Regions from separate parts of the Homo sapiens genome. Here region 2 is linked to region 1. The links are chromatin loops, found by intact Hi-C in ENCODE. Cell type or tissue: ascending aorta. All regions are shown on one strand. Links, peaks and the distances in the headings refer to the core of each region. The heading gives the core; the rest is flanking DNA. Region 1 has its middle 110 kb from the start of USP46. Region 2 has its middle 180 kb from the start of SPATA18.

What was found. Hi-C counts contacts between places; a loop is a spot of excess contacts. Peaks named below come from ENCODE experiments on the same cell type or tissue, not always from the same donor. Only the 100,000 strongest peaks of a DNase experiment are listed, where the experiment ranks them.
Region 2: a loop joins it to region 1, with 4 times the contacts of the local background. A loop is called at or near these places in 9 of 110 quality-filtered maps.

Annotation. Positions count from the first base shown.
Region 1 is chr4:52,543,570-52,548,951 of GRCh38, reverse strand. No RefSeq gene overlaps it. Among named protein-coding and RNA genes, the nearest start is that of USP46, 110 kb to the left of the region's middle. In ascending aorta, for the core only: a CTCF peak has its summit at 3,313 (motif pointing left); a DNase peak (open chromatin) is centred at 3,301.
Region 2 is chr4:52,232,227-52,237,608 of GRCh38, reverse strand. No RefSeq gene overlaps it. Among named protein-coding and RNA genes, the nearest start is that of SPATA18, 180 kb to the right of the region's middle. In ascending aorta, for the core only: CTCF peaks have their summits at 2,770 and 2,982 (motif pointing left); no DNase peak of the experiment used is centred there; H3K4me3 peaks cover 496 bases.

The DNA.
Region 1 (5,382 bases), core at 310-5,309:
GGTTTGGCTGTGTCCTCACCCAAATCTTATCTTGAATCATAGTTCACACAATTCCCACGTCTTGGGAGGGACCTGGTGGGAGGTAATTGAATCATGGAGGCAGGTCTTTCCTGTGCTGTTCTCGTGACAGTGAATAAGTTTCAAAAGATCTGATGGTTTCATAAAGGAGAGTTTCCCTGCACAAGTTTTCTGTCTTGCTGCCGCCATGTAAGAAGTGCCTTTTGCTTTCTGCCATGATTATGAGGCCTCCCTAGCCACATGGAACTGTGAGTTCGTTAAACCTCTTTTTCATTATAAATTACCCAGTCTCAGGTATGTCTTTATCAGCTGCATGAAAACCGACTAATACAGTGACCTTGGCCAGTCATTTACTTTCTCTGTGTCCCAGGTGCCCTCTTCTGCAAATGGGATAAATTATCCAGGAAGATGCCTTGAAGGGCTGTTGGAAAGACAAATGAGTTAATATGTGTGTTATGGGTTGAATTGTGTCCCCCTCAAAACAAACTGGAGTCCTAACCTCCAAGACCTCAGAAGGTGACCTTATTTGAAAACAGGGTCTTCACAGAAGTAATCAACTTAAAATAAAGTTATTAGTGTGTGCCCTAATCCAGCATGACCAGTGCCCTTTTGAAAAGGAGAGATTTGGATACAGACATACAAAGGGAAAATGCCATGTGAAGGCAAAGGCAGAGACTAGGGTGTTGCATCTACAAGCCAAGGAATACCAAAGATTGCCAGCAAACCCCCAGAAGCTGGGAGAGGGGTGTGGAACAGAGTCTCCTTCATAGCTTCAGAAGAAACCAAAACTGCTGACACCTAGATCTTGGATGCCTGGCCTCCAGAACTGTGGAAAAATACAATTTCTGTTGTTGAAGCCACCCAGTCTGTGGTACTTTGTTATGGCGAACCTAGGACTTTAATACAGTATACAAAGCACTTAGGATAGTTTGGAGGGACTATTACTGTTATTATTATTATTGGACAGAATCTCTCTATGTTGCCCAGGCTGGATTGCAATGGCACAATCTCAGCTCACTGCAACCTCTGCCTCCTGGGTTCAAGCGACTCTCCTGCCTCAGCCTCCTGAGTAGCTGGGACTACATGTGTGAGCCACCATAACTGGTTAATTTATTTTTATTTATTTTATTTTATTTTTATTTATTATTATTATTATTATTTTTTGAGATGGAGTTTTGCTCTTGTTGCCCAGGCTGGAGTGCAGTGGTGTGATCTCAACTCACTGCAACTTCTGCCTCCCAGGTTCAAGCAATTCTTGTGCCTCAACCTCCCGAGTAGCTGGGATTACAGGCGCTTGCCACAAAGCCCAGCTAATTTTGTATTTTTAGTAGAGACAGGGTTTCGCCATGTTGGCCAGGCTGGTCTTGAACTCTTGACCTCAAGTGATCCGCCCACCTCAGGCTCCTAAAGTGCTGGGATTACAGGTGTGAGCCACCACAACCGGCTGTGGAAGGACTATTATGCAGAGCTTTAAATGAGTTACTATAGGCACCCGGCAGTAAGTGATCAATGACTGTCAATCACTATTTTTGGAACAAAGGACTCAGTGGTTCAGGATGACAGTATCCTTATCACAGATACTTCCATAGAAGGAGGAATCCATCAACAAAGGCAAAACTTGGTTTCTTTTTTAGGGTGGTTGCTTATTTCACTTGAACGTATGAGGCAAGGTCAAGGTCTGCCTGCCGCTCTGCTCAGTGTTTAGTGAGAAACCCTCGACTTCAGATTGTGGGGCAGCCAGGAAGACAGCAGGCTGGGGTAGGAGATTAGGGTGCGAACAAACCTTGTCCCTGCAACTCTGTGCCAGGCTACACTACCAGAACTCAGAACGCGGAATTTCAAAGCTGCTGAGGAGAACAGGCTGTGAAACACCCACTACCCCAAAATGACGGGAGCCCTCATTTTTAGGAGCGTGGAGGCATGGATGGGTGCACCCACTCCTTGCTGGTGCCCAGTTGGGCTCAACTTTGTCCTTCCTCTTGATGTTGTGCTTGAAACTGCCATCCTCTCCTGAGCATGCAAAACGACTCAAAATCCTGAGTGCTGTTTTTCTTTTTTGGCTGTTGTTTTCAAGAAAGAGCAATCTAGCTGATGCTCTCTATTTTATCCTCAGTTAACACACTGTGATTACAGCCTGACTCCCCCACCACGTCCTGTAAAAACGAAGGGTGGGTATGTGAAAATTGCCTCTGGTGTTTTTAGCACTAAGGAAAAAACTATTCATTTGTTCTCCACAGGCATGCTGATATCTTATAAAATCCTCCTGGGCCACAGATTGTGAGGTCACTCTAGGCGAGAACAGGACAGCCTCTTCCATCAAACTCCCTTTGGCATTCACTTGACTGGTCCACTTCAGTTCATTGTTTAAGAATAATAATGATGCGATGATCATGCATCCTTCTGCAGCTTATCTGAGGAGAGGAGATGGGGTGAAAAGTATATATTTTTTTTCAAACAGGAAGCTCTTTTTGGTAAAATATATCAGCCCCTTATATTCTGTTGGTATAAGACATTTCCCCAGAATGCCCTGGGTGAGCTCAAATGTCTGTGCAGCTTGTCCTGAGGGCTCCACAAGGTTCTGTACTAACCTGTTTTTCAATTCTGCACCATCCAACACAGTAGCCACTGGCTGCATGTGGCTACTAAGCACTTGAGACATGGCTTGTCCAAATTGAGATATGCTATAACTGTACAATACTCACCAGATCTCAAAGATTTAGTACAGAAAAAGAATGCAAAAGATCTTATTCACAGGTGTCTTTACTGACTACATGGTGAAATAATAGTATATTTGATATGTAGGTTAAATATTATTGAAGTATTACTTAACCTATTTTTAAAATTTCACCTTTTCTCTTTACCTTTTTATAAAATAATTGTTTTCCATTAAAAGTTTAGTCCAGCTTTCCAGAAATTGATACGCAACCTTTCCTTCAGATCTTTTATCTCTCCTTGATAGCTTTTTATGCTCGGTTCCAATGACTTCGCAATCTGGTACCAAATGTTAGAATATGTATTTGAGTCTCTGCCTTGGTCGATCTATTCATCTTTAAAACAGAGGGCTGGATGTGACAGGACTCCAGAGGCTCCTCCTGGCTCTAGCATTTTATGATTCTGTTTTAAAATTTGAGACCTGAAAAGGAGAAAACTCTAGATTAATTTCTGAAAGTCTTGACATTTGAGGGGTGATAAGGTTTTCCGAAGATAAAATCTTTTTAATGGATCCTCTTCCTGCTGAGCTGGAAGCCTGGAATCAGTCCAGCGAGTCGTAGGGCAAGGAGGGGCAATGCTGCCTCCTACTGGGCTAAAGGGGAGCAGCAGGTCTAGAGGGGAAGTGTCCCTGTGCAGCCACTAAGTGCTGGCCAAATCTGAGACAGTGAGGGCAATAACGGCTCCGGCAGCAGATGCAAAGTGTTAGTGTGGGGGACCCCAACAACTCCTTTAGTGGGCTTGCTCGGTCTGCCCCACATCTCTTGCCAAAAGTTCAACATTTGATTCAAATAGGAGCTGACTGTCCCCTTCTGGTCATAGCAATTGCTCTGAGTGTCTGTCATCTGGGCAGGTGAAGCTGCGAGGATGTGAACACAGGATCTGTGCTCTCAGGATTCAGCCTCAAGGAGACAGCAGGCCTGTGAGAAGGTGCCCGACAAGCCAGGAGGAGCAGACTCAGGAGGAGGGGCTGGGTGTGTTGGAACAGGCCTGTGGTCCAAGCTGCTCTTGGGGGAGGCTGAGGTGGGAGGATCGCTTGAGTCTAGGACTTGGAGGTTGTAGTGAGCTGTGATTGCACCATTGCACTCCAGCCTGGAGACCCTGTCTCAAAGACAGAGAGGGAGAGAGAGAGAGAGAGAGGGAAAGAGAGAGAGAGAGAGAGAGAAGACAGACAGACAGGAGAGAGAGGGGAGTGTTAGCTTAGGCTAGTCCAAATTGAGTTTTTTCCCCGTTTGACCAAGAGTCCTGACCAGTACACTCTATAAAGCATTCGTTGTTGTTGTTGTTGTTTTAAGATGGGGTTCTTCTAGAGTCGCCCAAGCTGGAGTGCAGTGGTGCGATCATAGCTCACAGTAGTCTCAACCTTTGAGGCTCAAGTGATCATCTGCCTCAGCCTCCTGAGTAGCTGAGAGTACAGGCATGCACCACCACACATGGCTAATTTTTGTATTTTTTTGTTGAAATGGGGTCCCACTATGTTGCCTAGGCTGATCTTGAACTCCTGGGCTCAAGCAAACCTCCTGCCTCAGCCTTGAACAGTACTGGGATTACAAGGATGAGCCACCACTCCAGGCCTATAACACATTCTTTTTTTTTTTTTTTTCTCAGGAATTAACATATTTTATTACTGTTGGCTGTGAATTCAACCTTAAATTTTTGTCCAGATTAGAAAAAATATATACATGAATACATTTATTCACTTCCTCTTTTTTTTTTTTTTTTAATTTTTTTTTTTTTTTATTATACTCTAAGTTTTAGGGTACATGTGCACATTGTGCAGGTTAGTTACATATGTATACGTGTGCCATGCTGGTGCGCTGCACCCACTAACGTGTCATCTAGCATTAGGTATATCTCCCAATGCTATCCCTCCCCCCTCCCCCGACCCCACCACAGTCCCCAGAGTGTGATATTCCCCTTCCTGTGTCCAAGTGATCTCATTGTTCAGTTCCAACCTATGAGTGACAATATGCGGTGTTTGGTTTTTTGTTCTTGCGATAGTTTACTGAGAATGATGGTTTCCAATTTCATCCATGTCCCTACAAAGGACATGAACTCATCATTTTTTATGGCTGCATAGTATTCCATGGTGTATATGTGCCACATTTTCTTAATCCAGTCTATCGTTGGACATTTGGGTTGGTTCCAAGTCTTTGCTATTGTGAATAGTGCCACAATAAACATACGTGTGCATGTGTCTTTATAGCAGCATGATTTATAGTCCTTTGGGTATATACCCAGTAATGGGATGGCTGGGTCAAATGGTATTTCTAGTTCTAGATCCCTGAGGAATCGCCACACTGACTTCCACAATGGTTGAACTAGTTTACAGTCCCACCAACAGTGTAAAAGTGTTCCTATTTCTCCACATCCTCTCCAGCACCTGTTGTTTCCTGACTTTTTAATGATTGCCATTCTAACTGGTGTGAGATGATATCTCATAGTGGTTTTGATTTGCATTTCTCTGATGGCCAGTGATGATGAGCATTTCTTCATGTGTTTTTTGGCTGCATAAATGTCTTCTTTTGAGAAGTGTCTGTTCATGTCCTTCGCCCACTTTTTGATGGGGTTGTTTGTTTTTTTCTTGTAAATTTGTTTGAGTTCATTGTAGATTCTGGATATTAGCCCTTTGTCAGATGAGTAGGTTGCGAAAAT
Region 2 (5,382 bases), core at 112-5,111, 310 kb after region 1:
AAGTTAGCATCAAATCTCATTTAATGCTTTTCAGCTGTGGGCATGGATAGCCCAGGCCTACTCACTTACGTCAGAGCTTTATCTGTCTGCATTCTGTGTTTTCATCCTTTTCTTTAAAACCAGATATCTTTATATCAAACAATCCTCTCCACTTTCCAGTCTAGTCTCTAACCCACGATTTCAATTACTATCTGTGGAATGATCGTGTATTTGTAGCCCCAGCCCAGGCTTTCCAAGCTTCAGACCATCTTCAACTTAATATATCCTCTTGGATGCCCCAAAGAAACCTATCTAAACTGAACTAAGACTGAGCTCATCATGTTTCCTGCCAAACCTCATATTTTTCCAGGGTTTCCTATTTCATTGAATGGCACCACCATCCCACATTGTCCAAGCCCTAAACTTCAGCTCAACCTTAATACCTCCTTCTCTCTCACTCTTTATCCAACACTTCACCTAGTCTAATTGGTTTTACCTCTTAAATTGCTATGGACTCATCGACTTCTGCATCCACCTATTCCAATCCTCACCACCAGCACTCAAGTTCAAACTACTCCCATCACTCAATTCAACCACTGCCTTTTAGCCAGGCTTGCAACCTCCACTCTGGACCACCCTCCAGTCCATTCACCACACTGAAGTCAGAGTAATCTTTTCAAATCTAATTAAGTCATCACCTTCCACCCCTCATCCCCGCTTAAAAAACTCAAATGACTTTTCATTGTTTTTAGAATAAGGATAACTTCTTAATTCTGCCTATGAGAATCTGCAAGGTCTAGCCCCTCCCTTCCTTTCCTATTTCACTTTGCAATCCTGTTTTGCTCAGTCTCTCTTCTTCTGCCTCTCAAGCCTTCTTTCTGTTTCTTATCTTTTTCATGCTCCCCCTTGCCATGAGGTCTTTGCCCATGTTGCCTTGAATGGTCTTCTCTCCCTTCTCAGCCTGGTCATTGCTGACTTCTCAACTCAAGCATCCCTTCTGCAGTTAAGCCTTTCTTAACCTCGCTGATGTGATCAACTTCTTCTAGTCTAGGATCTCATAACACTGAGTACTTCTTATTAATGCCTTCGTTCAACTAATATTTATGGAGCACCTGTGTCAGATGCTGTTCTGGGTACTCAGGAAACATTGTTGAACAGAACAAAATCTCTCCTTTTATGAAGCTGACATTCTACGATGGGAAACAGGCAATAAAAAAAAACAAATAAATATAAATGTCAGAGGGTGATAAGTACTTAAAAATAAATAAGCAGAAACAAAGATGAGGGAGCTTAGATTTGCAATTTTTCATTTGTTTCTGTGGTTACTGGATTATATTTTTGTTCCCCACTAGACTGTAGGCTCCAAGACAGCTAGGTTTGCTCATTATTTATCTTCAACTTCTAGCACAGTACCTATCTCATAATAGATGCTCAATAAAAATGATTAACTCATTTTCATTCAAAAAACAATAATTTGCACAGAGTGGAACATAAAACTGTTGAAAAGTGAGAAATAAAAGAAACTTTTTATTTAAAGAATGTGAGCCCCTTTAAATGATCAGGCCCAGAGGGGCAATGAAATGTGACAGCAGTCACATCTCACTCCTCACCCTGGAGCTAAGTAATCTCCCTGCTATATGGGCTCTAGACTGAGCGTCGCCACTGAGTAGCCATAAATTAACCCAACAATGTTATGTGCTGGACATCATAATTCACACCCTATAGTTCAACAATGTATAGCCAATCAGGAGTCAATGTTATTTCTGTAAACCAATGAGAATTCCTAAAAAACAAGTTTTGTAATCAACCCTTCTCCTGATTTGTCCTTTTTTCTTTGAAAACTTGAGTCTCTCCTTTGTTCTTTGAAGCAATTCCCAGTGTTTCCCAGGGTAAGTCATCAACCTTGGCCCAAATCAACTCTATATTAATTTTGCCTCTGTGTCTTTCTTTAAATTGGCAATAGCCTTATGTAAATAGATGTCAATGATTTTTTTAAAGTGGCATTTGAAAATAAATCAGGTGTTCAGTCTCACTTCAAAGCAATTTAACTTTTAAATCCCTATGTTTGAATGTAAAACAGAGATCATCTTGGAAAATCTCAGACACTGGACACTTTAAGTTCCTTTCATTCTTAGATAAAAATCCTAACAACAACTTGCACTTTTTAAAATTTTTATGCTGGTAAATGATTTTCACGTTGAAAGTCAAAGAAGCAATTAAATTAGTGAATTCTGCTGTGATCGAATAAGCCAGTTAAAACATGGACCTGCTTCATAAGTAAATTTGCACTTTTTGGAAAGAACATAACTGTCCCCAAAGGATGGACATGGGTCCAAAGCCAGGCTTTAGCTTGAACTTTTTAGCTATTTCCAAGAAGCAAAAAGAGCTATGGTTCTCAGAGATTTATTTTTCTTCTCTATAGAGACAAGTCAGCATTTTGAAAAACAGAGGGTTCTTCTGCTAAGCATTTCTGGGTAAGGGAAAGCACCACTCTTGTATTTCAGCTCTATTTTTAAATTATAAATCATAGCTGGAAAACTAAAATATGGCAACAACAACAGGATGGTGAAAAAAACATGAATGCAGACAGTTTTTTTTTTAAGCGACCTTTAATTTTAAAAGCACTAAATCCATCTGCAATAACTCTTCTAAATTGTTTTGTGAGTTTGCCCTATAGCCTTCGGACTTTCTGTTTTGGCTTTCACATTGTCTAAACAAACTCTTGAAAAAGAATGGTTTTTGTAGAAATTTCCCTAGAAAATGAAGAAAGAGAAGCTCCAACACAGCAGAAAATTGTGCTGAAAGAGGAATTCTAGTTGGGTGGATGAGGGTGGGTGCAGGGCGAGGACACACAAATTCATGGCCATTAGGTAAGAAATGCAAAATAAGCAAAAACACAATGAGTTTGCTTTGGAAAATTTTCCAAGAACAGATTATTCCTGGTCAGGTAGTGGAGCCTTTTGAATCATAGAGCTCTACTGACATCTAGTGCAGAAAGGCATAATGATCATCTATGAAATGCGATACCCTACTGTCTTTTATTACATGTCCTAAAAAGTCAACTATGTATGTATCGTTATTGGTCAAGGGAAACCATAGCAAGTAAGTCCTTTAACAAAGGGCTTTCTTATATAACATCTTCCTTCATTCTCTCTACAGTAACCCTGCAAGCAAAACAGAAACATTATTATCAATCTCATTTCACAGAGGGGAAAACAGAGGCTTAGAGAAAGAGGTTTAGTGACTTTCCTAAGATGACATGCCCACTGAGGGCAGAATCAGGACAAAAACAAGTCTTCTATGATCTCAGACCTTGATTCCCTGCAAATCTCCCCTCTCCACCCACAGTTCTGCCTTCCCAGCTTCAGAGGACACTGAAAGACTCCTCCAAAGGTAAATGTGGACATCCTCCTCATTTGGGAGAAGGGAAGGAGAAAGGGGCAGGGTCTTAGCTTAACCCCATAGAAATTAGAGTTGAATGTCTCTCTGGATTTATGCTACACTGGCCTATGAAACCACGAATTAGGAATATCAAGTTCCCTAGCAAAAATGGTAGTTGGAAGTAAATACAAAAGGGAAGAACTCCAACTAGGAAAGCATTGCAGAGTCCCTGATATCCTTTTCCTTCTTTTTTGAACAAATAAAAAAACACCCACACAAACACCCACCCCCCTCCCCCCCCCACACACACAAGTCTACATACAGAGAGATGGATGGATGGAAAGATAGATAGATGATAGATAGATAGATTTTAGAAAACAAACATCCAAAAGGGTGTCTTAGGATTTTCTCCTTAGTCTATTTTATGCTGGTAGCAGATACCAAGCATCTGATTTTAAGTTTTTCCATTTAACAGCAAAAACAGAAAACAAACAAAAAGCAGGAGTTCAAATAAATCCAAACAAATAGTGAATAATTTACAAGAAGAATAACTGCAGGGAGACAGCATCTTGGGGGATTTCTTTGTTTGTTTTTTAGAGATGAGGCTTGCTATATTGCCCAGGCTGGCCTCAAACTCCTGGGTTCAAGCAATTCTCACACCTCAGCCTCTTGACTAGCTGGGCCATGCCACCACGCCCAGCGAAAAAGCTATTTTTGCATTTAAGGAGTGAAGATAACTTTATGGGAGAGAATGTTTGTTTTCATTTGGGTTTCAAAGGATTTATTTAGGGATAACTGCAGTTCCAATTCAGATTTCTGACCAGACCAAATGACTCAAGGGATCCTCCCACTTCAGGCTCCTGAGTAGCTAGGACTACAGGTGCTTGCCACCATGCCTGGCTAATTTCTAATTTTCTTTTGTAGAGACAGGGTCTCCTCATGTTGCTCAGGCTGGTCTCAAACTCCTGGGCTCAAATTATGTTCCCACCTTGGCCTCCCAAATGTTGTGATTATAGGTGTGAGTCACCACACCTAGTCTACTTTCATATATTTTAAAAAATATAATCTCAGCTCCTTTAACTAAAACTTAAAAAGCAAGCAGCCCAGGCGCAGTAGCTCACGCCTGTAATCCCAGTACTTTGGGATGCTGAGGCGGGAGGATCACGAGGTCAGGATTTCTAGACCAGCCTGGCCAACACAGTGAAACCCCCTCTCTACTAAAAATACAAAAATTAGCTGGGCGTGGTGGTTGGCTCCCAGTTACTCAGGAGGCTGAGGCAGGAGAATCGCTTGAACCCGGGAGACAGAGGTTTCAGTGAGCCAAGATCGTGCCACTGCACTCCAGCCTGGGCAACAGAGCTAGACTCTGTCTCAGAAAAAAAGCAAGCAAAGAGAACAGACATTTGCTCTTCCTTGACCAGTAGTCAGCATTCAACATCCTGAAGAAAAATAAATTTTTTAATAGCTCATTAAAAAATCTGATCATTTTATGTTGAGTTGGTTAGAAAAAATGTTCAAAAGAACACTCCAGAAAATTTAAAATGAGATTGCGATGGAAGGTGTTTAGAACTTATGATATTTCCAGGCATTCAGTTTTAATATTTGACCCATTAAGACATGTTTTCATTGGAATGCTAAAAGCAAAGAAAAAGGGCTTTAATACAGGGGAAATGATGATTTGCTGAAACAATATAATTATTTGCTTAACCAGAAAATTATAATTTACTTAAACTCCCAGAAAATTATAATTTACTTAAACTCCCATCCAACTCAGGATTTCATTTTCATATCTATTTCATAGCCTTTGACATGGAAAATGAACATATTAGAACTTGCTGAGAGATTGATTAGGGCATCTTTATCTGAGCAGTAAACAACTGGAATTTGTCATCTACAAATGTTGTCTATGCTTAACATTTGTCTTTTGTGCCAATAGAAGTCCTGGCATAATAAGCAAAGGAATAGTTTGGCAATTGCTGCATTAGTCTCATCAATGTAGAAGCCAACCCAGGTCATTCTAGC